Linked DNA regions of Mus musculus: all the other regions are linked to region 1. A link is a loop called in an ENCODE intact Hi-C map of the cell type or tissue named here. Cell type or tissue: left cerebral cortex. All regions are shown on one strand.

What was found. A loop is a pair of places that touch in the nucleus more often than their neighbours do. Peaks named below come from ENCODE experiments on the same cell type or tissue, not always from the same donor. Only the 100,000 strongest peaks of a DNase experiment are listed, where the experiment ranks them.
Region 2: a loop joins it to region 1, with 2.6 times the contacts of the local background. A loop is called at or near these places in 4 of 42 quality-filtered maps.
Region 3: a loop joins it to region 1, with 2.1 times the contacts of the local background. A loop is called at or near these places in 2 of 42 quality-filtered maps.

Annotation. Positions count from the first base shown.
Region 1 is chr16:44,059,325-44,067,324 of GRCm38, reverse strand. It overlaps a transcript of Gramd1c not described here. Among named protein-coding and RNA genes, the nearest start is that of Gramd1c, 21 kb to the right of the region's middle. In left cerebral cortex, a CTCF peak has its summit at 3,877; DNase peaks (open chromatin) are centred at 3,984, 4,136 and 6,488; H3K4me3 peaks cover 895 bases; H3K27ac peaks cover 668 bases.
Region 2 is chr16:43,536,035-43,544,034 of GRCm38, reverse strand. All of the region lies in intron 5 of Zbtb20 (zinc finger and BTB domain containing 20), which reads right to left. Among named protein-coding and RNA genes, the nearest start is that of Mir568, 100 kb to the left of the region's middle. In left cerebral cortex, a CTCF peak has its summit at 3,770 (motif pointing left); DNase peaks (open chromatin) are centred at 3,737 and 4,036; H3K27ac peaks cover 2,445 bases.
Region 3 is chr16:43,974,080-43,982,079 of GRCm38, reverse strand. Zdhhc23 (zinc finger, DHHC domain containing 23) reads left to right here and starts at 2,271. Exons shown (of 5, transcript NM_001007460.2): 1 at 2,271-2,621; 2 at 2,904-3,172; 3 at 7,914-8,000. The coding sequence starts at 3,030. It overlaps Gramd1c (GRAM domain containing 1C), which reads left to right. Exons shown (of 17, transcript NM_001359085.1): 17 at 1-1,730. The coding sequence ends at 22. It overlaps Gm46552 (a long non-coding RNA gene), which reads right to left and starts at 2,207. Exons shown (of 2, transcript XR_001781930.1): 1 at 1,842-2,207. In left cerebral cortex, no CTCF peak of the experiment used is centred here; DNase peaks (open chromatin) are centred at 2,391, 2,532, 2,707, 3,086 and 1 more place; H3K4me3 peaks cover 2,070 bases; H3K27ac peaks cover 1,331 bases.

The DNA of each region.
Region 1 (8,000 bases):
CTCAGGCTTTCCCCGTACTCCGTTTGAGACTTGGCTTTCTCCGTTTTATGAATCCTCTTCTACATGCTTCAAAGCTTACAAAATTTCCTCGCGTTTGCCTTCTTTCTCGTCCTTTCTGTCTGTGTACAATTCTTCTTTAGTTTTGGTTAGGAATAAAATTAAACGATGTACAGATATGCTTTTTAAAAAGATGTATTTTTATGTATGTGAATGTTTTGCCTACATGTGTGCATATGCACCACATGTGTGCCTGGTGCCCATGGAGGCCAAAAGAGGGTGTTAGACTAGGATCAGAGACCGTTGTAACTACTGGATGGGTACACTTAAGCCCTGAGCTATCCCACCCCGTGTATTTACTCACTTTTATGCAGTAACAAGACTAGTAATATGAGATTCAAAATTATTAGTGGCATTTCTTGAGAATTTTGGATGGAAGCTAATCAGACTGACTGTTAAGGATTTTTGAAGGTAGGTGTGGTGGCACACACACTTGTAATCTCAAACACTTGGGAGTTGAGGCAATAAAATTTCTAGGAGTTCTGGGCTATCCTGGACTATTTAATGACACCCTGTCTCATAAGATTAAAAACAAGACAAAACACGACAGTGCAAAGCTTCTAAATTCCTTAAAACTCTTCACGAGATGAAACGTAAATTAGAGAACTATACTTCAGGGAACTTTCACTTAGTAAAGAGTAAATTTAAAACATGTAGTGAGATGCCAAAACTTTCAAATTCAGACTCCATTTTGGAGAACCTGACCTAAGTTTGAACTCTGGTAAACTAAGAGGCTGGTACCGAGCATTAGTTTCCAAGTTGCCCCCAACAAAACCGGAACCTAACTCCTGTCTTTATGCTAAGCCCCAAGAATACCAGTCTTTCTCTCTCTCTCTCTCTCTCTCTCTCTCTCTCTCTCTCTCTCTCTCTCTCCCTCCCTCTCTCTCTCTCTCTCTCTCTCTCTCTCCCTCTCTCTCTCTCTCTCTCTCTCTTTGAGACAGAGTTTCTCTGTGTAGCCCTGGCTGTTCTGGAACTCACTTTGTAGACCAGGCTGGCCTCGAACTCAGAAATCCACCTGCCTCTGCCTCCTGAGTGCTGGGATTAAAGGTGTGCGCCACCACTGCCCGGCTTACCAGTGTCTCCAGGTTATTCTCCCAGCAAACCTGCACCCCCAGGTTACAAGCCCAGCCCTGACCACCAATGCAGAGGGGAGCAGAAGTTAAGTTTATGATACGATTCCCAGCTCCAACCAATCATGTTAAAGGCCACAGGAGCTTTCCAATTAGATGCTTGAACACGTATTCCTTGTTGTTGCTTACTATAAAGTCTTACCCCAACAGACATTCGGGACTCCCCCATCACCAAAACTACTGCCCTTCATGATGGTAGTGCGTTGGGGGTGGGGGTGGGGAAGCTAGCTCGAATAGAATAAAGACCCTACCGTGAGTTACATCAGATCGGCTCCTGTGTGAGTTTTGGGGGATCACTAACATTTCCCTGGCACAACAGTAGAATAGCAGCCTGGCCCAATGGGTCTCTATGGGACAGGATACATAAGAGGTCCTAGGATTGTGTTTGGTCCTGGCAGTGCACATATACTCTTTCAACTCCTATTTTTATCACCACTCTCCAGCTTCCAACCCCCAGCCTCTTTCCTAAGTGTTCTATGGGATTCCAGGTGAGACATGAACTGAATTCTAAGTTCTCTGTATTTTCTGTGAAAATTCTCTAAACTTCCACGGCCTCCTGCCTTTCCTCTGAGGATCTTGTTCTCTCTGCAGCCCACTCAGGTTGTTTTGGTTTTTTTCTCCAGTGTCACCAGAAGTAGCTGTGGTCCTGTCCCTGTTAGTGACCCAGTGCAGACCGACCCCGGTAGAATGCAGTGTGAACAGATGCAGCTTCCAAGGTTAGGTCATAGAAAGCATTGTACTTTCCGTCTAGGTCTCTTGGATCATACATTCTGAGGAAAGGCTCGGCCTCAGCATGAGGACTCAAGCTGTCCTGTGGAGAAGCCCTAGCAGAGAGGAACCGAGGCCCCAGACCAAGAGCCAGTGCCAGGCTGGCAGCCCTGTGAGTGAGACTCTCTGAAAGTGGATCCTCCCGGCTCAGGATCAGCCTCAGCCAGGTGGTTCAATGGCTTGGAGCTGCCTATAATCACCTAGCGCAGTCTTGTGAAAGATCGACCATGAGCCAGAGCTTTCCACCTGTGCTGTTTCCATATCTCGGAGCCATGGAAATCACAAGAGATAGTGAATACCTATTCTCACACTCTGATACTAAGGTTCGGAGTGAACTGTCATGCAGTGATGGTCACCCAAGTGCCACCAAAGCCAGGGACAGGGCAGGTCTCTTTCTTTCCTTCATTCTTTCTTTAAATCCCAGCTTGGAAATTCATGACTGAGAACTGTACCTGAGGCTTCTAATAGAAGTATTAGACCCTTCCACCAGCTCACAGTTCATGTTCCTCTTTTTCTTTTTCTTTTTTTGAGGGATGCTGGTTTTGAGGCCTCAAACTCATTATGTAGCAAGGTCCAGTGGAGGGTAGCCTTGAACTCCCAATCTTGCTCCCCTCACCTCCTTAGTGCCATGATTGCTGGCACATGCCTCCCTTCCTGCCTGAGGTTTCTTTTCCTATTGAAGAACTCTGGTCCTTGCTTATCATCTCCTTTCTCTTTGCTACTGTCTTACTCTTTCAGTAATTCTTGTTTCAATTCCAAGCCTCTGCTTTTCTTACTCTGTGGTCTTAACTTGTTCCTCTAGTCAGTCACCTGCTCTTACACTTAACATTATAACCACAACCTGCTACCACCCCAGCCCTGAGCGCCTTTTCTTCTTCTAATTGGTGGCTTCTATTACCATCCATCCTTCAAGCCTAAGTAGATGTTAACACTGTTCACCCGAACACTTTTCAGTATCCTTACCACTATTTTCCTTAAATGATAATTTTTAGAGGTGTGTGTGTGTGTGTGTGTGTGTGTGTGTGTGTGTGAACGTGAATGCAAGGTTGTGCACTTAAGTGTAGTACTGGTGGAAGCTTGAGTTCCAGGAGACTGTGAGTTGCCTGATGAGGGTTCTGGGAAATGAACGCTGGTCCTCTGCATGGACAGAAAGCACACTGAACACTGAACCCCTGAACCACCTCTCCAAACCCCTCGTATTTTTACTCTAAGGTGCCAATGCTAGAAACCAGGCTGTGCCTCTCCACGGGGCTCTATCTAGTTCTGTTTGTTCTAGTACTTAATTGTGTTTGCGTAGTGAGTTTTATTGGTATAAAAGAGAAACAAAATTTTATCAGATGTTTTGTTTGTTTTGCTTTTTTCTTTTTTTCCCCCTTTTCCCTCGTGAGACAGAGTCTCCCTGTTGCCCAAGTCTGGTCTTGAACTTGAGTGTGGTCAGGCTGATCCCCAAGTCACAGTTTTCCTGCCTCCCTACTTCTTATCGCCTGCCTGTTCTATTAGATTTTATTGTACGTTTTTTAAAAAGATTTATTTATTTATTATATGTAAGTACACTGTAGCTGTCCTCAGACACTCCAGAAGAGAGAGTCAGATCTTGTTATGGATGGTTGTGAGCCACCATGTGGTTGCTGGGATTTGAACTCCTGACCTTCGGAAGAGCAGTCGAGTGCTCTTACCCACTGAGCCATCTCATCAGCCCTTTATTGTACATTTTAATGAGGTCTAGTACATTCATATTAGAGAACAACCATCCTATCTGCAGAACACTATCTTCTTCTGCCCAAACTGAAATTCTAGGCCCATCAAAGAATAACAAACCCTCTGCTTTTCAAGGCTCATCACTGATCCCAGGGTGGTTAACGCCCTGGCTCACAAATTAGCCTTTAAGGACTTCGCCAAAGGCAATAGTCATTAATTGCCGCCAGAGGACGCAAAGCGCTCGGCCTGATCTGGAGGTGGGGAGTCCGAGGGCCGCAGCCAGGACCGCGCGTCGGGCACGCGCCTGTCCGGCCCTCTCCCACCCGGGAGCTCTCAGGGACGCGCGTGCGGGGTGTCGCGGGAGGGTGCGGCGATGGAGGGCGCTCTCACGGCGCGCCAGGTAAGCAGCCTCGAGGGGCTGGCTCCCGAGAGGTGGCTTCGCCTGCAGTTTCCTCTGCACGGTTGTTTGAACCCGCTCCGATTATGATAATTAATTCCTCCCTTCCCTTTCCTCTGTACTCTTTGGCGTAATTCGAAAAGTTGTTACCAAGGAAACGGTTTCCTGTGTCTCCCGCGAGCCTGTTCCTGGCTAGGCGACGGAGTGTTAAGTGCTTGAATTTGGTCCCTGAGTTCAGATATCTCAGCCCCAGACCCCAGTGAGTCTGGTTCCATTGTGATTTTTGACTTGGTATTCCTCTTGCCAGCCTTTCCGTCGTTGGTTAGCAGGGCTCACAAAGTTTAAGTCTCAATCAAGTTTTTGGTTTCAACTAGTTTTGTCGTTTGTTTATTATTATCCTATCTGACAAATGGGTAAGTTGGTTATTAGCTTTAGGGTGAAAGCCTTTCATTGCGGGCTTACTCGTGTTTCTCAACAGTTATCCTCACTGTATTACAGTGCTTGTGTGTAGATATTTTTCTTTCAGAGAAGTATTTTAGTGTAGTGAAGGGTATAGTTCAAAAAAACTGTTGGAGGAATAAATGAATGAATGCATTATTTCAATTGACTGACAAACCATTACTATGAGATAGGATACTGGTGAACTCTGTACAACAACTGTCAGGCAGGGTTGGACCTAACAGCCAAAGTAAGGAGTGTGTGTGTGTGTGTGTGTGTGGGGGGGTATCCCTTCTGTGGAATACAGCTAACATAGAACTGATAGTGCCATGCTCAAACCGTAAGAGTGTGAAATGATATGTCTATTGCTGACATAATTGAGGTCTCTGGGGGAGAGCAGGGAAGGCCTTCCCAGAGCAAGGTGAAGAGCCTCCTGGGGCTGGTAGATCAGGTTAGCCTGGCTGGTCAACAGGCCAAGGAGCCCAGGGTTCTGCTTGTCTTCACTGTCCCAAAGCTGAGATAACAAACATGCCAGGATGCTGAGCCTCTGTGTGTGTGTGTGTGTGTGTGTGTGTGTGTGTGTGTGTGTGTTGGGGAGGATCTGGGGGTGAATTCTGGTCCTCATGCTTGATGTCTTACCTACTATGCTAGCTCCCCATTTTATTTAATTGGATTTTAACTTAAGGACCCTGTGCTCCCTCTGAGACCTGAACCCCGAAATTCGTGAGGAAAAGTGAAATTTTCATTGAAAACCTTGCTCAAGAGCTCAGTTGTATTTTGATAAACAAAGCCCTGTGCACTACAGGTATATCTAGAACTCTGAAGAGGATCCGAAGCGCCTGGCAGGCCTTGTCTTATGGCTTTAGTGTATATGGACATATGTGTGGCCTTGCTTCATGCTCCGGGTATCAGTGAAACTGTTCATTCTACAGGAACAACTTCTCAGGCTATGATCCAAGCATCTATAAAATGTATGGGTGCAGCTGGTTGTTAGCCAGGACATTTCACTGCTAGTGTTAAGAGGACTTCCCGAAGTTTCGGCCCGTTGTGCAAACCCTTCGGGCCTGCTCTATACCAGGGTTGTCTGGTTAAGGGGGGAAGCAGTAGTCCTCTGCAGAACTCCAGCACGGGGAGCAGTATGGCTTGATGCTGTCCAGAAAATGTCCAAACGCCTGTTGCTGCGTTGCACGCTCAGTCAAACCCACGTTGCTTTAGGTTCAAGAGAGGAATAACCTTTTTCCAGGACTGTGGCCTCTGTGTCAGCAAAGAGGGCAGGGAAGGCCGCACACGCACGCCCTCATGCAACAGTTGCATCACGAAGTCTAGATTTGGCTCAGTTGAGCTCTTGTCGGTAACGTTTGCACTTGACAGTGCCATGTCACCTTGACAGGATCTAAACTATCAGAGAGGCAAGCCGCTGGACCTGCCTGTGAAGGGCAGACAGAGGAGACACACCTAAACGTGGGCAGTAACATTTCGCGGGCCTAGGTGACCATGAATAATTTAAATAAGGTACCATTCATTTATTCATTCATTTATGGAGAGCTCGAACGTGTGTGTGTGTGTGTGTGTGTGTGTGTGTGCCATGTCGCATGTGTTGAAGTGAGAGGACAGCCTGCGAGGTTGGTTTTCTCCATTCACCTCATGGGCTCTGGGTATTGACCTGAAGTCTTCAGGCTTAGCAACTAAATGTCCTCACCTGCTGAACTATTCACCAACCTAGGGCAGTGATGTTGATGGCCAAGGTCGAAGTGAAGCAAGCCCAGCAACCCTTGTTGTTTGTTCTGTGTAAATAACTCCCCAGAGACCATGAGCGGTAACCGTGCTGATGGGAGCCATGGGGATTTGCTAGTGGATGTATCTCCAGCAAGCGTTGAAGTTAATTCATTAGCTATGTGACAGAGACACGAAAGTCAACTTTTTTCATGAAGTTATTTTCATGACGGAGCTGAAGAGATGGCTCAGTGGTTAGGGGCACTCGTTGTTCTTACGGAGGACTGGTGTTCAATTCCCAGCCCCCGCATGGTGACTCACGACTATCTGTGACTCAGTTCCAGGACATCTGAGGACAGCAGGCATGCGCACAGTGCACAGACACACATGTCGGCAAAGCACCATACGCATCAAACAAACAAACAAACAAACACGTAAGAAATTGGAGAAACGATCTGAAGATTTGGGAGAAGAGGGAATCCTTATAAAAATTAATAAATACTGTATTTCTAACTGGGTCAAATTATAGACTTTTGTTTGTTCCTCCCCCCGCCCCCGTGTCCAGGTTTGTCGATCCCTCCTTTGGTGGGTGTCCTTCTCTGTACCCTAGCATGGTTTGTGAATCTTTCCCTCCAGAGAGCCACAAATCAGTGTCACCAGGGTTGGCACCTTCCATGGTTACTTCATAGGATTTAAGAGCCCGGGCTTAAATTGGGTAGACTTAACACATTTGATCTACTGCCTGGTGCCCTCGGTGCTTTTCCTTGTAACCCCAAGGAATGGCCTTGCTATGAAGAAGGCTAAGGAACAGCAATAGTAATGATGTTCATGGAGCCCGGTGCGTCATGATCTCTTATAATGCCTGCTGTCCATCATCCTCCCCATCTTCCTTCCAAATACGGGCATTGCAGATACTTCTCCACAGTGGCCATACTCTCATTACATTGCTTTTTTTTTTTTTAACGTCTTTTTTTTTCCCTTCTCGCTCAAGCCCTGCTTGCTCCAGCCCCAAGATTTATTTATTTATTATATGTAAGTACACTGTAGCTGCCTTCAGACATTCCAGAAGAGGGCATCAGATTCCATTACAGATGGTTGTGAGCTGCCATGTGGTTGCTGGGATTTGAACTCAGGACCTTTGGAAGAGCAGTCAGTGTTCTTTAACCACCGAGCCATCTCTCCAGCCCCCTATTTTTTGTATTTCTAGTACCAGCAACTACCTAGCAAATGGTAGTGGTTGGAAGATGTTTGCTGCGTGTATACATGACAAATGGGAGGAAGCAAAGACATTCGTTCCTGTCTTTTGTGAGCATATATGTGTTTGTGGTGTATGAATATGTGTACGGGTCAATGTGGGGTATCTTGTCAGTCACCCCACCTTATATTTTGATAAAGGTCTCTGTTGAACATAGAGCTCACCAATTCAACAAGATTTACTTGCCATTGAGCCTCAGTAGTCCACCTGTTGCATCACCATCTGCACTAGACTCATGCCCAACTTATATGTGGATGCTGGGGTGGGGTGGGGTGGGGCGTTTAAGTCTGGGTCCTCAGTCCTGTTCAGGAAGCACTTTGCCAACGGAGTCATCTCTCCAGCCACTAATTTCCATCTTCTAAGTGTTCAAATATTTTTTCTTTAGAAGTTAATTTATTGGACTGGCAGGATGGGTTAGTGGTGCCTACCCCTAAACCTGACCACGGGAGTTCGATCCTCGGGGCGCACATGACGGACACACACAAATAAATAATTTAAGGTGTTTATAAAAAGAAAGCTTAAAAATGAAATTTAAAAGTAATTT
Region 2 (8,000 bases), 520 kb after region 1:
AGAACTCTGTGGAGCAACTTAAAATTCACATAAATATTCCCTCAGAAGCACACCTCTCAGAGAGTGTCTACCAGTGGCCAATGGATGAGAAAGTTAATAGACTTTGATATCATTAAGAAAAGAGAATCTATCTTTGAGAAATGCTTTTATTTGTTAAGAACGTGTCCATATAAGGGCTTACATTCCTTCGACACCAATGTGATGACAGGACTGCAGAAATGGTCTGGGGACGTGTCATTACTAAACTCAGAAAAGCCATGCCACTGCTTAACTGATCAGCATCAAAGAAGAAAGATAGTGCAGGGAAAACATCAGAGCTGACTGCATCCCTGCAGCATCCCTGAGAACGTGATAAACAGGCATGCTGAGGGCTGGAACCCAGCACACACTATGACCAGGAGCTTTGGGCTCTGCCTCTAGAGCTCTATATGAACCACATGTGCAGAGTGCAAGGAATTCATGGTACTGGCCAGTTCCAAATGCCCTCAACTGTGCAGTGAAGGGCTCCTTTCAAATAGTCAGTTCCAGTTTTGTGAAAGTTGTCTGGATGGTTTACTTGGTTACAAGATGGATTTAATGTGGTTACCACCACAGATTTAGTTCCTAAGCAAATCATATGGCTCAGTATAATATTTTCTACTGAGTACCTTCTCAATAAATATTTATTCAGTGAGTAAATGTCTTGGGATACAGAAAAAAAAATTCATTTCATAGTCACAGGTTTTAATTTAAATTAAAATGAATAGCTGCCAAAAAAGAACACTGGGTATCAGTATTAAGGTGTCTGAGCCCATGAGCAAAATAATTCAAGACATGACTCTCACTCATGTTGAGGTTGTGGTATTGCTAAAAGCAGCTATGCCACAAGACAAGACAATGACCATTTGGTATTTTTCACATCAGGAGAGAGTGCTCCTCCTAGCATCCTCTTTCAAAAAGACATAATTAATCACCAGCAAACTCCCTGAGTTTATTAAGATTATATTACCAGTCCATCAAATGCTCACAGCATCTAGCTGGGGTATGAAAATGACAGATTCATTTTCTTCATTCTTCACATGGGAAAACAGAAATTTACCTCTATCGCAGTCACCCCAACTCTTTTGAGAGGTGGGAAACAATTAAGTCAACAAGTACTATAGCTTGATCCACTATGTCTTTGTAAAACATTGGCATATACTTTGCTAATGTGTGGGGCGCCCAGTGGTTAAAGCGTCAATAAAAGCTCCATGGATTTTGCTTCAGATAATCATGAGCAAAGGAACGTATAAACCTATAGAGATGCTCAACACCACCAGCTACCTCGCTAACATGGTCAGACAGACCTTAACTAGAATTCCTTAGCAGTACCTTAAAAATACTGAACAGGACTAGAACCTGGAAGATTTTTGGCATCTTCAATTGCTTTTAACACCTGGGGCTTTGGTTTGGCTTTGGGGTGTACTGTTTTCTCTTTTTTTCCTTGTCTAGAATCTGGCCACGGCAAGCATGCACTGCTGACAGAGCTCCCTCACTGCCTATAGAACAGAGTACTGCCTCTCGCATCTCCTGGTCAGCAGTGACTGGTAAGCACCAGTGTTTTATTTTAGTAGCCTGGACGGAGTTCCAGGGGCAGCTGTCCTCACTGCACACAATCAGGTCCTCTTTTCAGGGGGTTATAAGTCAACCATCAAAATACCAAAATATGCTTTGGTTTGAAACTTGGTGTACAGAGACTCAAGCCTAGGAATGACTGTGGTTTACTTCCAAATTTAAGAAAATATTGAATTTTGTAGGTTATTTATTTACTGTTTTCAAATATGTTTGAAGAGTCGTTTAAACTTTCCATAGGAAAGTGTACAAAAAAAGGCATGCCACTTTATTACCTTTGGCCATTCATTTTGAATTTCAGCACATCAATGGAAGAACTAAATGATGGAGCAAACATTTATTTATTTTATTTTCTTACCAAATACAGATGTTCTGTCCACTTGGGTCCTCATCAGTGCTCAGAATGTTGGTGTGTTGTAACATAATGAAATAAAGGCGCTAACGTCTTTGTTTTGTTCTTTTCAGTGGTGTGCAGAATGGAGTAATGAGTTCGTGTTTTGGGTCCTGTATAACTCAAGAACTCATTTCAACTTAAATAAATTAAGTAAGCAATTAGTTCATAATATGGCCTAATCACCTCTGGTATTTTGAAACAAACAAAAACACAAAAATGGCTGTTGTACATTTGCACTTAATTACTTCCATATAAAATACTCCTGTGGATTTCATTACAGGTGACACAAATTTTGGATGTAAGCTTTGTTTGTGATAGGAAGTCTGGACTATTGTTGTATAGATTCCCATGAAGATTCTGTATCCTTCCCTTCTCTTTTCCTACAGAGAGTCAGCCTATCCAGCACATTCTTACCCTCCTAATTGGCAAAAGAAAGGCCTTTAAAGACCCTGGAGAATAGGCTATGTTCTACATTGGCTCAAAGGATGTGAAAGAGCACTGAGAGGTATGTATCATTCCTAGAACTTCTGCAACATTTCATTCTGCACTTGGAGGCAGAACACTCTCACCCGTGGACATGTCTACTTGGGATGTCCTTGGCCATCAGGACAGCCTTATGGAAATGTATCTGAGAAAAAGACCCAACAGAGCAAATAACTTTGCTCTGTCTCTAATGTAAATGGGGAAACCTTGTAGTAACAGTGTAACTGTGAGTTCTAGCCTTAAAGGGATTTTCTTGGCTTGGATTTTTTTCCTACCCTCTCCTTCAGATACATATGATCGAAGTATATGTAAAAGACCAGTGGTGCAAACTCAAAGTACTGCATGTGATCTTGGGTTACTTTCCCATCATGCAATGTGTGTAGCGGCACTGGGACTGAACCCAGTGAGTCGATGATTAAAAAAAACGAAAAGCAGACTACGGAACATTGTTGGTGGGATTTACAAACCATATCCTCTGTTTCATAAGTAGGTATAAAGAACCCCAAAATTGGTTCTAAACTTCTAGGCTAATCTGATCTATCGGCCAAAGGATCAGCTTTCACTGGTGAGAACCCAGGTCGTCTCCTTGGCATGAGCTCACCGCCAGGTCAGCCAGAGAGCTTACAGTTTTTCAGGTGATGTTAGATGTCACCATGCAATACTAGCACTCTGGATTTCAATACAGAAAATCCAAGTTCAACTAAACTTTTTCCTGTTATGACAGTTTTATGAATGTCACTCCTTTTAGAACTTAGGCCAACATCTTCTTCTGATGTTTGGTTTGGACGAGCTTCTTCTGTAGCTTGGAGTCATGCAAATCCTTCAGCCGCAGCCTTGCAATGCTCGCCAGCTGTGGACATCCCTCAACTAAGTATGTCTTCCACACAATGGATACTCAGGAAACATCTTTTGCGGAATGGAACTAGCTTTGCTGTAAGGGAAAATGGAGTATGCAACAGAGGTCTAAATGAACTTGAAGGAAGACTAATAGATCTTGAGTGTGTGTTTGTAAAAAAAAACAGGCATGTAAAACAAGTGGGTTTTGATATAGCTTCCCAAGGGAAGTAGTAGAAGTTTCATTACTCAGGGCATTTTAAACTAGAATAGACAAAACACTAGAGGGATATGTTGAAATATGCGTAGTCTGTCTGTGAATTAGTGTTTACTTTCAATATAATTATAAGTGAAGCAACACTGCAATGGGAATTTTTCATACACATGAAAGCTATGGCTACTATGTTTCCACGTCGACCATATGTTGCACATATTGGTTGGAGTGGCTGTGTATCCCTACTGCCCTCTAGTGGATAACATGTAAGGCCTACCTGATTAGCTGATCTAAGGAGCTACTGCAGTTTGGGGGTATATCAATCCTTAATCATTTAGGGTAGAAAGAAAATAGCTGTGTTGATGCATTTTCCATCAAATTATAAAATTGAAGGGCATTAAAAACAACAGAGTCTAACTCTGTAATTAAGACTGCCATTTAATGTTTGTTCGCACACGGTATTCATTTCTGTGTGTCCCTGCCAAAGACCCATTGTGTAATGTTGTCCTCACATGACATTAAAAACACCAGTTCCCTGGAAAATGTGAAAAAGCAACTGTGCTGCCTTGAAATACATGGGGCTTACTTTTGGAAACAGAAAATTAATACGGATGCAGGAAGATAACTTGGAACACAAATAATGGCTCGAAGAAACTTGAAAATCAGTCCTGCTCCTTAAATTCGAGCAAGCCCATCGGTCGGCGGCGCTGGATGGGGGTGTTGGCTGTTACTCAGAAGTGGGCTGGCAGACCGGCTTCAGCACAGGGACCCTGCTCGGAGGGAAGGCTGAGTAAACATGCTTTCAGAGTACTGGGGCAGGAAAGGGAAATCCAAACCCACGCTTGGTACTTCAGCCTGCACTTAAGGCTCTCACATTTGGGGGTTTGTATGGCACAGAATCCAGAGGCCTCACCTCCAGTGACGAGGGAGTCAGACATGCAGAGTCATTTAGCATTTTGTCATTATGACACAGGGTGGATGGGAAGGCAGTTCTCTTTGTATCTTATTAATATTTTCCCCCAAATGATTTACAGTCTAGTCACTATTTTTAGCCCCATATTTAACATGTTAAAGAAGTCTCCCAAAATCCTAAGAGAAAACAAACAACCGATAAACCGGGCAGAACGAATACGATCCACACGACAAGGTGCACATCCTGTGCCTCCTGAATGCTGCAAACCATTGGCTCTTTCCACAAATATGCAGAAAGAAATGGTCGAAATGGACTGACTCTTTAAATGTCAGGAATTATTAGAAGCTGGTGATGTGTGAGTGGCTGCACATCTCAGGGGAGAGCATCTACCCAGGCACATACCCGCTGAGCAAGAGACCACCTTCCCAGTCTGTGATTTGGTAAAAAAGCAATGGTTCGGCATATCCAAAGCAGAGACTAAGGATTCCTGGGTCACTGCAAAGAAACCAGGGCCAGCAAGATGACTCAGTCGGTAAAGGTGTCCACTGCCGATCATGACAACCAGAGTTTGACCCCAGAACCTACACAATAGGAGAGAACCAACACCCTACAAGTTTTCCTCTGACTTCCACATGCATACCATGGCTAACATTCACCCACACGCATACACACATGCACGTGTAAGTACACACTCATATACAGTGAATGAATAAATGTAAAAAATCCAAAAGAGAAGAAAACAACAGACTAAGAAAATGGTATAGCACAGCCTAAGATACTATGACCCAATAAGGGTTCTAAGTGCTCTCTCTTCTTCTCAGTCAGATTTCCTGTTCAGTTATTGGTGGCTCTACAGTGAGATGAATGGAAGTCCCATGAGAGCTGAGGGTAAACACTGTTAAGATAACTGATAAGCCTGCGAGCAGGGGGACATTTTGGAGTTCTCCTTGGTGTTCAACGCAGGGAAATCAGTGCTGCATTTTAAATAGGAATCTTCTCTTCATTCTAACTGTAGTCAGGGTGGAACTGTGTGCTGCTACATTCACACAGGCAGCCCATTGGAGCCAAATAGGACTAACTCAGAATAAAAAGGTGTCCCTCCACCTGTGTCCATGGGGTCAGGAGAGAATGCCTGACCAGGAGAATGATGTCTCTTTGACCTTCCTCTATTACTTCTCTGGTGTTTAAAAAAAGTCACAGCCCTCTAGAGAAGAACACCTAGACTTTTGTATGAGAAGAGTCTGTACATTGCAGCCGTGGGATCTCTGGGGCAAGGAGATGGCTCAGGGCATCAACAAGAAAGACAATAAGCAAAAAACATCTTCCAAAGCAAGTCCCATTAGAGCAGATTGCAAATAGATCTTTGTTTTCTACTGGGTTCTGGCTTTTTCTTGGGGTGTGGGTGTGGGGGTTCTGGCTTTCATGGGGTGAAATATCACTGTTAGAGCCTGAAGATGCTTAGCTATGAATGACTCTCCCTTTCTGTCCGGTAGAAGACTGAATGAAAGAACCAGAACAAGGAGGAACAAGCTTCTCACAAGCACAGTGGCCCAGCACCAACTCTCCCTGCGTCAAAGCGTCTCTCACTTGATTGTCAGTGAGACGGCAATCATGCAAAGGGAACCTGATTGCCCGGTACTTACTTTCCAATCAATTTTTACAGTCTCTCAATTTTTCATTTTCATTTTTTATTTTCTTATATCCACACGAAAGTTTACCAAGAGTAGACAGTAAGTTGGAGTCTAGACATTTGCCAGCTCAAGACACATGCTCACCAAATGGTGAAGTCCTCACTCAAAACCCCAGCAACACAAGAGGAGCTCTGTCTGCCCAGCAGCCTTTCAGAGGCATTAAGGGCAAGAGAGAAGGTAAGTAATTCACTATGCGTCCCCATTTCTATAATGGGGAAGGACGTCTTGATACATTTACAATACTCCTCTGGGGATATTTCATCAGTTATACCTAAACTCTAATGGACAATAATTGATTTGAACTTTCCACTTAGCACAGAGCTGTAAACAGCCTCACTGCAGACGGCAGCAATGAGCTGACGGTTTGTAAAGTGGAGAGAGATTCAGAAAAGTTTGTACTGGGTCAAGCTGTAGCCTAACAGCTTTTGTATCCAGGGAAGAAACAGTTTGTCCTCCTGGTTTTAATAGCTAGGCTAATAGAGTTTCAAGCCTGCAGTAGGTCTAGGTTATCTTTTGAAGGCATTCCATCCCAACCCCTCACTATTATGACCGTTTATAACCCAGTCATAAAAATGCACTCCTGATCAAGGCACACATCGGGCCACAGTCGGAACGCAACTCTCTGAATGCTAATTTCTTGGAGAAGAAAAAAATAAGACGTAAAAGTCACTTTAAAACATGTGTGTGTGTGTGTGTGTGTGTGTGTGTGTGTGTGTGTGTGTGTGTGTGTTAAAATCTCGTTGAGTCTGGTAGAATATTGTCTCAGGGAAAATACTTCTGTCTTCTAAAGCCCACCATCTTGCTGACATAGCCTGCTTTTAGCCTTCTTTGTTTTGGCCCAATCTTAGCGTACATTTTTGGAGTGGCTGAGGCCCACTGTACAGTAAGGCATGAACTGAGCCCCTTACTATCCTGAGTGAATGTTCAAGCTGACAAAATTTTGGGGAATCTCAGCTCTTGGAATCTGCTCTCTTCCCACTGGCCATGATAACAGGCTCTAGAAGGTATAGATCTTACTTAGACCTCTCAAACTTCTGCTCAAAACATGACAAGACTTTCCTACTTGTCTGAGTGCTGGGGTTTGGAGGTTTCTTGCAGTGGGTACAAAGCTCATCTGAAAGCTATACTCAAGACAAAAACCCCCCAAAACCCAAAACAACAACAACAACAAAAAACAGATGCTCCTTTGAATAGCTGCTTTTTACCTCCTGAGTATCAAAGATCTATAAACCTGTGGCTTATAGTAGACCTTATGCAGTAATCTGTAAGAGCTTAGAAAAGCCATTTTAGTCTGACATGTGAGGAACACACAACAAGAAAGCAAGAGGTTTCTCTTTATGAACAATTTCTAGTTGATATTACTTACTGTATATGAATTTGAAGTGAAATATGAATTTTCTGGTGACTTAGCTGATAAGACTGCAAGAGCAAAACATTATGCTCTCAATTGCTGTTCCCTTTCTGGAAATCTATAGAGAACATGAAACAACCACATATTTGTGTAACATTTTTTTTCTAGAGTCTAAACCACATTAGAATTAATGTGAATGAATATAACTTGTTCTTCCTAGCCCTGGTCACCAACCATCTCTGCTTCTGGTTCTTGCACTGATTATGTAGATAGCTCTAAGCAAGGAAGGTACTCAGGCCCTCACAGCCTCAGAATTCCTCATTTCTCCTTTGGGGAGAATGATCTCTGGACATCCCTATTTACTTACTGAGAAGGTGATAAAATTATGGCACAAGCCACTGAAAAGAATTGGTAGTACTTATGTTGGGTCAATCTCCTTGACCTTTAACCAATGGCAGAACTGGGAGTGTGTGTCACCCCCTTGGATAGACTCCAATCTAGAAAGGTCATTTTCTATTATTTGGCTGTTG
Region 3 (8,000 bases), 85 kb after region 1:
TGGGGTGGCTGTGGAGAGCTAGTGCTGAAATGTGGAAACCAAAGAGACATCTGGACCTAGAAGGCAACATCTGGAAGGAATCGGAGGATGAAGACTGTCACTGTCATAAGGACATTTCTGATATTTTTATTACCAGGATTTCTACCAGGAAAGCTGTATTTAAATAACATTTACTCAATGACTACTCTCCAATAGCCTTAAGACTCTATCTTTTCACTTCTTATAGATACTTTTAAGCTGTGAATTTCTCCAGTGAACCATGAAATATATTTTGGAATTGAAATTCTGTGACACAAAAGGGGAAGGAAGGCACTGTGGGTAGGATGGCTATTCTTCTATAGTGAGGCTTGCTACTTGATCCTTTAAATTTATGTTAGCACAGAGTCCCTGTGTGCCCAGGGTGGGGGTGGGGGGCTGCGTTTGTAACTGAGTTTAAGAGCCTAAAAAGGTAAGAAGAAACCCCTCAATCATTTATCACCTTAAAGGATCGTTTTCCAAGTGCATACATTCCAGGCTTGTATCTTTAAATTTTACAGTGCCTTCCTTGACTTGGCCTCAAGGCCAATGGTCAGACCTTTTGTATGTCCGAAAGAGTCATTGGCCATGTTGTATCTGAATGAAGGGATATATATGTATATATATACACACATATATACATGTACATATATATACATATGTGTGTGCATATATGTATGTACGTATAAGTACCAAAGGTGAGATTATCCTTTATATATCAAAAAGACTGAACAGTAATTTAGGAGAAGGAAGTATATAGGACATCAATGCTCATAATGAACTACTTTCAGTTTTAGAAGTCGTAAGATTATTATAAAATCTGGGCATTCCATGACAGATCAAATTGAGTCCATGAGTAATGCTTAGATTCAGCTTAGCAACACCCATGATAGAGGTGGCCCATCAGGTAGAAAATAATTAATCACTTTTCAGTAGCAGCTAACTTGTCTTGCTGGCAAATTATAAGCTGGACACAAACTTGCACTCAGCAATAAAGACTGGGGGGCATGCAAGCTGACCGGAGTTGAGAGGCGCAAGCTTGGGCTCTCGGGAAAACCACTCAGGCACTTGTGTCAGCACCAGTGGTTTGTGAAAATAAGGACTTGGCGACTTGACTTGAAATTAGCTGCGTCCCCCGGGATTTAGGAAATGTTCAGGACGTATTTATTGTTTTGTTCTCTAGCTGTCTTTCTAGAACACGCACATATATTTATTTTTATTGAATATCCATTGCCTTTAGTCAATGTTTCCTTTCCCTCAGTGTCACCAAAGCCAAATGTCATTGCTAACAATGTTTTTGAGACGCCTGTAGGGAATAAAAATACTGGCTAAAGGGAAGGGTTTCTCTTCATGAATCCTAACTAATCTCCCTGGGGCAGGGGGCTTCGGAGTAATACCTTCTGTTCTGTTCTGTTCTGTTCTGCTTTGTTTTGTTCTGTTCTGTTCTGTTCTGTTTTGTTTGTGATAAGAACATAGGAAGTCTCTGGCTGTGAGTTTGAGTGACTGGATTAGAAACTTCAGATTGTTAAATTTAGAAAAATGTTAACTGTCAAAGTGAATGCTTTTGTGGTTTCTCTTAAAGCACTTCACCATATACCTCAAAGATTACCAACGTCACTTTGTAGATAAAACACTAAATATGTACGTAGAATTAATGAGATCTTAATCTGTTATGTATGGATTGACTTCAATAAAACCGGAAATGTTTAAGTTGTCGTTTTTTCTTCTGTTTCTGCTTAAAACCAAACCAAAACCTAGAAAGCCTGGGGTAGGGAAAACCTGTACGTAGGCCCATAGTTCTTACAGATTTGTGCTGCAATACAAACCCAGAGGGGACTCTCTTGGGCAATTTCATTGCAAATGTGCAGACTACTGAATCAAAAGTACCACCGAGGCCTGGCTGGAAAGCAGCTCCATCCTCCAGGACTCGCGAGCGAGAACAAGTTGGATAAGCCGGGCTTGGGGTCCACAGCGGGCCTCAAGGGAAGGCGGGCGACTCGTGGGGTGGCACCTCTGAAGGCGGCCAAGGTGCGGATCGAACCCCAACGCCTGTTGCCGGCGCTGGAGGACCGCAGGCGACCGGCGGAACTCTGGCGGCGCGCGAGCGCCGGGGTCCGATCCCGCACCCCGGCGGCACCGCGAGGGCCCCGGCGCAGGTGCGAGGTGGCCCGGCCGGAGCGCGGCGGGGGAGGGGCCTCGTGGGCAGGCGGCGCACGTGCGGGCGGCGGGATCCCGGCGCCGGGGGCGGGGCACCCGGAAGCGCGCGCCGACCTGCGGAGCGGCGACCGGGGGCGACTGGCTCGCTCGGCAGGCGCGCGCACCGGCGGTGCTCACAGGTGGGCGACTCCGCCCGGCACTCCCGAGCCTGCCGTGCGGGGTCGCAGGCTCAGCCGCGCCCAGGGGAGTCGGTCCTCCTCCCGGTCCCCGCCTCTGTCGGGAGGGCAGGTAACTTCCCCGCCAAGGTCATTCTCCAGGCCCGCCCACGCCCTCGGAGCGGCGGGTTCGGAGTGGGCTGGACGGGCGACCTCGGGGCTGCTGGGGCTCCTGGCATCCCCGGGCCGGTGGGTGGTTGCAGCGCCAGGGCGTCGCTGCCTGCACCTGCGAGGGTGAGTTTCCACGGCGCGCAGCCTTGGGGTGGGGACAGCCCGGCCCTTTGAGCCGGCACCCTCAGGTGAACTGGGCCGCCCTAGCTCTGCTGTCCCGGGCCGCGTGGTCGGCTGTCGCCATGGGAACGGCTGGTGCCCAGATGTTGCTAGCCTAGCTGGGAAGGGGAGGGGAAGGTGCTCAGAGCCCCAGAAGTCAAGGAACCCTCCTGTCAGGCCACGCGGAGCCCGAAAAGCCTGATGAAAGCAGGACCCTTCCCCCCTTTTCATTTTTTTATTGCTCAGGCGTTGGCGTTAATGAGAAGCAAGGATGTGTTTACAGGATGTGAGTTGAGTTCTTGCCACCTTTACCTTCTGTGAGCTTCTTATGCCTCATGGTGACAGGTACAAATCCGTACACTAAAGGGCAATATGAAGCCAGTCAAAAAAAAGAAAACCGAAGAACCTGAATTGGAGCCCCTGTGCTGTTGCGAATACATAGATCGAAATGGGGAAAAGAACCACGTGGCTGCCTGTTTGTGTGATTGTCAAGACCTCGATGAAGGCTGTGACAGGTAAGCTTACAGTTTCCAGATGCTGACCCCACTGGTTCTGTTGAGACCTACATATGTATATATATTCCTTCAGGTTTGCCGTCCAGAATGCTGAGGTTTGTTCTTGCTATTCCAAAGGATCTAAAATAGAGGATTGGTTTTTTGCTGTCAGGTGTGAGGATTTTAACAGTTTTCATTTTAAAGGATCATGGAGGATAGTAGGGTAGATTAGATGTATATAAGAACGCAATCCAGCACACACACTGCAAGTTTAAATGGACACTCCAGAAAGTTCTGTATTTTCAGTGATCTTAGTAGGACCCATGCATGGGGTTGTTCTCACGTGGTCACATGAACTTGAAGGGTAAAAGATAGCTTCTCTGTTCTCAGTTCACCCTGTATTTCCAGAGAGAGAGGCCATGTACACCTTGTGGGGAGTGACTGTTTTTCTGTGTGTAGCAACACAGTCCTGGTTGGAATATTGTCTTATCTTTGGCCTTTACTTTTACCACAATCTCAGCGATGGAGATTGCTATCTAAAAAGAGAGTTTTTAACCTCTGTTAAAACCAGTTTGTATCAAGCAGCAATAAACTGCTTTTAGCCATTTTTCTAAATATATATATTTTAAACATCTGCTTATGGAAGGCATAAAGTGATAGGAAGAGGGATGTTGGAGACAAGCTTTTCCCAGAAATTGTCCCTTCTGGCTACACAGTCATGGTGACTGTAGATTGTTAATCAGGCCAAGAACAGCTTTGCATGGGGACCACTGCAGTCTTCTGTCACTCTTGACTGGTAAAGCCCATTACCTCTTTGTTCCTTGTCTCTTTCTATAGTATTTCTTTTTAAATAGGTAGCCTTAAATATAGCTTCTTGAGACTTAGTCTAAAATCCATCCTGAGGAAAATAGAGCACTTTGCACTAAGGAATGGAGAGTGTATGCCAGTTCCATAATGGCCATCATTCAGGAAGGACCATGGCTTTGCCACTAACTTTGCTAACTCTTCCTCTCTCCTAGCCCTTGGGGCCTGAGCTGTCCTGAGTTCTCTCCTCTGCCCTATCTTTTTTCCTGGAGACAGGCTGCCCTGTTCCCACCACTCCTACTACTCTCTGACTCCAGGTGATATCTCCCATTCACTTTAAGGTGTGTCGTGCCTTTAAAAAAAAAGCCTACAGTTATTTTTACCTAAACTACCTTTTCTTTCTCGCCTGTCTTAGTCCACTTAGGCTGCTGCAACAAAATACTTCAGAGTGGGTACATTACAAGTGATGGAAGTGGACTGTCTACGGTTCTAAAGGTGGAGAAACCCAAAGTCCAAGTGCTGGCAGATTTAGTATCTAGTGTGGCCCCTCTTCCTCATGGGTGGTATCTGCTCAGTGTATCCCCACCCAGCAGAATGGATGAAAACCCTGCCTTTCTTGGTCTTCTTTTGTGTGGATGTTAATCTCATCCACAGTGTGTTCTGTTGACCTCACACTTCCCAAGAGCCCCACCTCTGAATAAGATTGCACCGAGAGTTAGGTTTGAACTACATGAATTTTAGCCACTAATATTGGATCATTTGCAGTCTACCTCTGCCCCCTCCAAAGAATGTCTTCACATGAAAAACATACCCCGTACCTCCTAACAACCTCCAATATTTAATCATTCAAATGTCAGCACAGACATCTTAAGTTTCCAGAGTGGTCTGGGTGGCATCGAGTAAATCAGAAATGGGTGAAACTCATGAAGGCCTCTGCATGAAGCTGTGGGCCTGTGACTAACAGGCTGTTGGCAGTAGAGAGGTTAGGAGTGCTTCTTGCTCTTGCAGAGGACCAGGGTTCAATTCCCAACACCCACGTGAATCTACAACTGCCTGTAATTCCAGTCCCAAGGGAGCCAACATGGTCCTCTGACCTCAGTGGGTACGAGGCACACATGTGATACATGGTATATACATGTAGGCAAAACACTGTACACATAAACTAATAAAAAGTAAAGAAGAAATAACAGACTGTGAACTTTCAAAACACAATAGTGGGACATTCTTTGAAAGACATTCCCAGGGTGGGAAAGAGAAATGAGAAAAGGAATGGCACATCCCATACCCACAGGACAAATGACATGTGTGATGCAAATATCCTACCTTCCAGACACAGTGCTGAGCTAGAAGTATGGCTTTGCTCCTACTGTAGCTCTCATGCATTGGAGTCTTGTGGTTGCACAGAGCTTGTGGGTGGCTGGCTCCACCATCCTGGGTCCTGGTCAGTTCTTCCCCTACAGCTTTCCTAGGCATTGCCTGGTGAGGCTCTCTGCAGTGGTCCCATACCCACTGGTACACAAGGCAATGCCCTCATGAGGGCTCTGTGGTACTTCTTGGCCTCAGCCTTGACATTCTTTGGGACATTGTTTGACATCCACGTGGATAGAGTAATGCCTCCACAGCTCTTGTATTTTTTGGGGCTGTAGAACTGGGAGCAAATGATGCCACCCACATTTACCGCTGATGCCCTTGGGAGTAGAGGCCTCAGTAGTTTACATTGCACCTGGGAGTATCTGTGGGACGAGGAATGTGGGGAACAGAGATTTGATGTGGTACTAGGGAGTGGGTCCTGAAGTTTCATGGGCGTTCTGAGCCATTTTCTGTGAAACCATGCTGCCATTGTGTACCTGGCATTGGAGGCTTCTGCCTGGAGCACAGTCACACCCAGAGCTTTAAAGGGTCATCCTCCTGTGGTCTTGGTGCATACCCCAGGGCCCATCCATACTGATCTCAGATGCTCTCCTCCACACAGGCTTGCAGTTACTGTAAAGACAGGTTCAGAGGCCAAGAACTTTCCAAGTCTTCAAGTTATGTTTCCCCTTTGGTTATACATTTTTTTTCTTTAAAGTCAGTGTATGTGTGTTATATGTATTGTGTGTGTTTCTGTGCACACACACATATGTGCTCCTGGTGAAAGTGTTTGATGTCAAGTGACTTTCTGAATCGTTTCTCTGCCTTATTTTTTGAGACAGAGCCTTTCAGTGAGCCTAGAGCTCCTTTATTTTGGCCAGAGTAGCTGACCAGCAAGTTCCTGGAATCCCCCTGTCTATTCCCCTCACTCCCCACAGCACTAGACTCTAAGTGCATATCCCCACGCCTTTTTATTTTATAACGCATGTGCCTGAGTATGCATGTGTGTTCCGTGGCTTTGATGTGTAGGTCAGAGGACAACCTGCCAGTCGGTGGCCCGTGAAGACTGAACACAGGTCGTCAGCCATGGTCACAAGCACCTTTATCCACCGAGTCACCTTGCCAGCTCCATGTCCAAATTTTCACACGAGTACAGAGGATCTGAATTTGTCCCTCTTGCTGTCATGGCAAGTGCTTTGCCAACTGAGCCATCAACCTAGGCCCTAAAGTAGTAGTTGTTGTTACTGTTGTTGTTTTTACTGTTATTATGTTATTGTTTGTATATGTAGTTGTATATAGGCCAGAGATTGTCAGATGTCTTGTGAAATAGATCCCCACCCTAATTTTTGAGTGAGGGTTTCTGGAGCTAGCAAACTGGGCAGGTTGGGTAGCCAGTGAGCTCTGGGGAGCCACTGCTCTCTCCCTAGTGCTGGGGTCACAAATGCTTATTAGCACTGTGCCTACCGTTTTACACGGATGCTGGAAATCTAGACTCTCGGCCTCATGTTTGAACAGCAAGCATCTGCCCACCAGACCTTTTCCCTAGCCCCTCCTTCCTTTACTCCCACTGGAGCCTGCGTCCAGGAGAAACTGTGCAGCCCCCCAACACTTTAGTTAATCCTCTGTTCTATTGCGCCTCAGTCCTACCTCCTAAAGAACACTAGGACCTGAACACAGTTCAACTACCTGCTTCATAAATGGCGTTCTCTGCTATATCTTCATGTGGTGGAAGAGTTTATAGGCTCCTGGGGCCTCTCTTATATAGGCCCTAATCCCATTCATGAAGATTCTCCTGTGATTTGTGACCAAATCACCTCTTACAAGACCACCCTCCGGAAGTCTCTCCATATTGTTTGCTCTGGCCTTGAATTACTGGGCTCAGATATCCTCCTGCCCCAGGCCCTCATGCAACTGTGAATGAAGGTGTGTGCTACCACACCCCACAGCTTCACCTCTTAGTACTTAGGTGTTGAGAATTCTGTTTTAAAATTGGAACACTCAATAGCAGCATGCGTCCCTGCAAAGTCAGCAGACCCCATCCTGTGTAGTCATCAGACTTATTTTAGTTTGCACTTCATTTTTGCTCAGGCAGACTCCTGTCTAGGACAGCCTGGTTCACTCCCAGGGCACAGGACAGGCTTTGAATGCACCTACCTCTCTTCAGTGAAGCACTCCCTTCCATTGCTAAGTGACCATCAAGGTTAAGTACAGCCCACACCCTCCCACTAAGCACCTTTGATGTCTGTCCCCTGAGCTTAAGACCTCCCTGGAAGACCATTACCGCTTACCTAATGCCTTTTGAATTCTCACTGTCAAGATTTTATTTTAAAGATTCATTTGAGTGTACACCACTCAGGTCTAGACATTTGTCCAGAATATGTGTATGTAGCCGTGTATTTAGGAAAGATGGCTGATAGTTAACATTTATAAGCATTGTCTTCCTATTTTAAAAAATGATACATGAATCTGAAAAGCTTGTGTTTAGTACTGTGAGAATAAAACGCTGGCTTTTGCTGTCTTACCATTTCTGCTGCTGTTTGACATTTGGGGCCCTGTAGGTTTTCATTCACCAGATCCACATGAAGCACACTCTGTTCTCTCTGAATAGATGGCTTACCTGTCAATCACTTCGGCCGGAGACTTGCGAAAGAATCACGGATACAATTTCTGACCGCCTCCGAATTCCTTGGCTCAG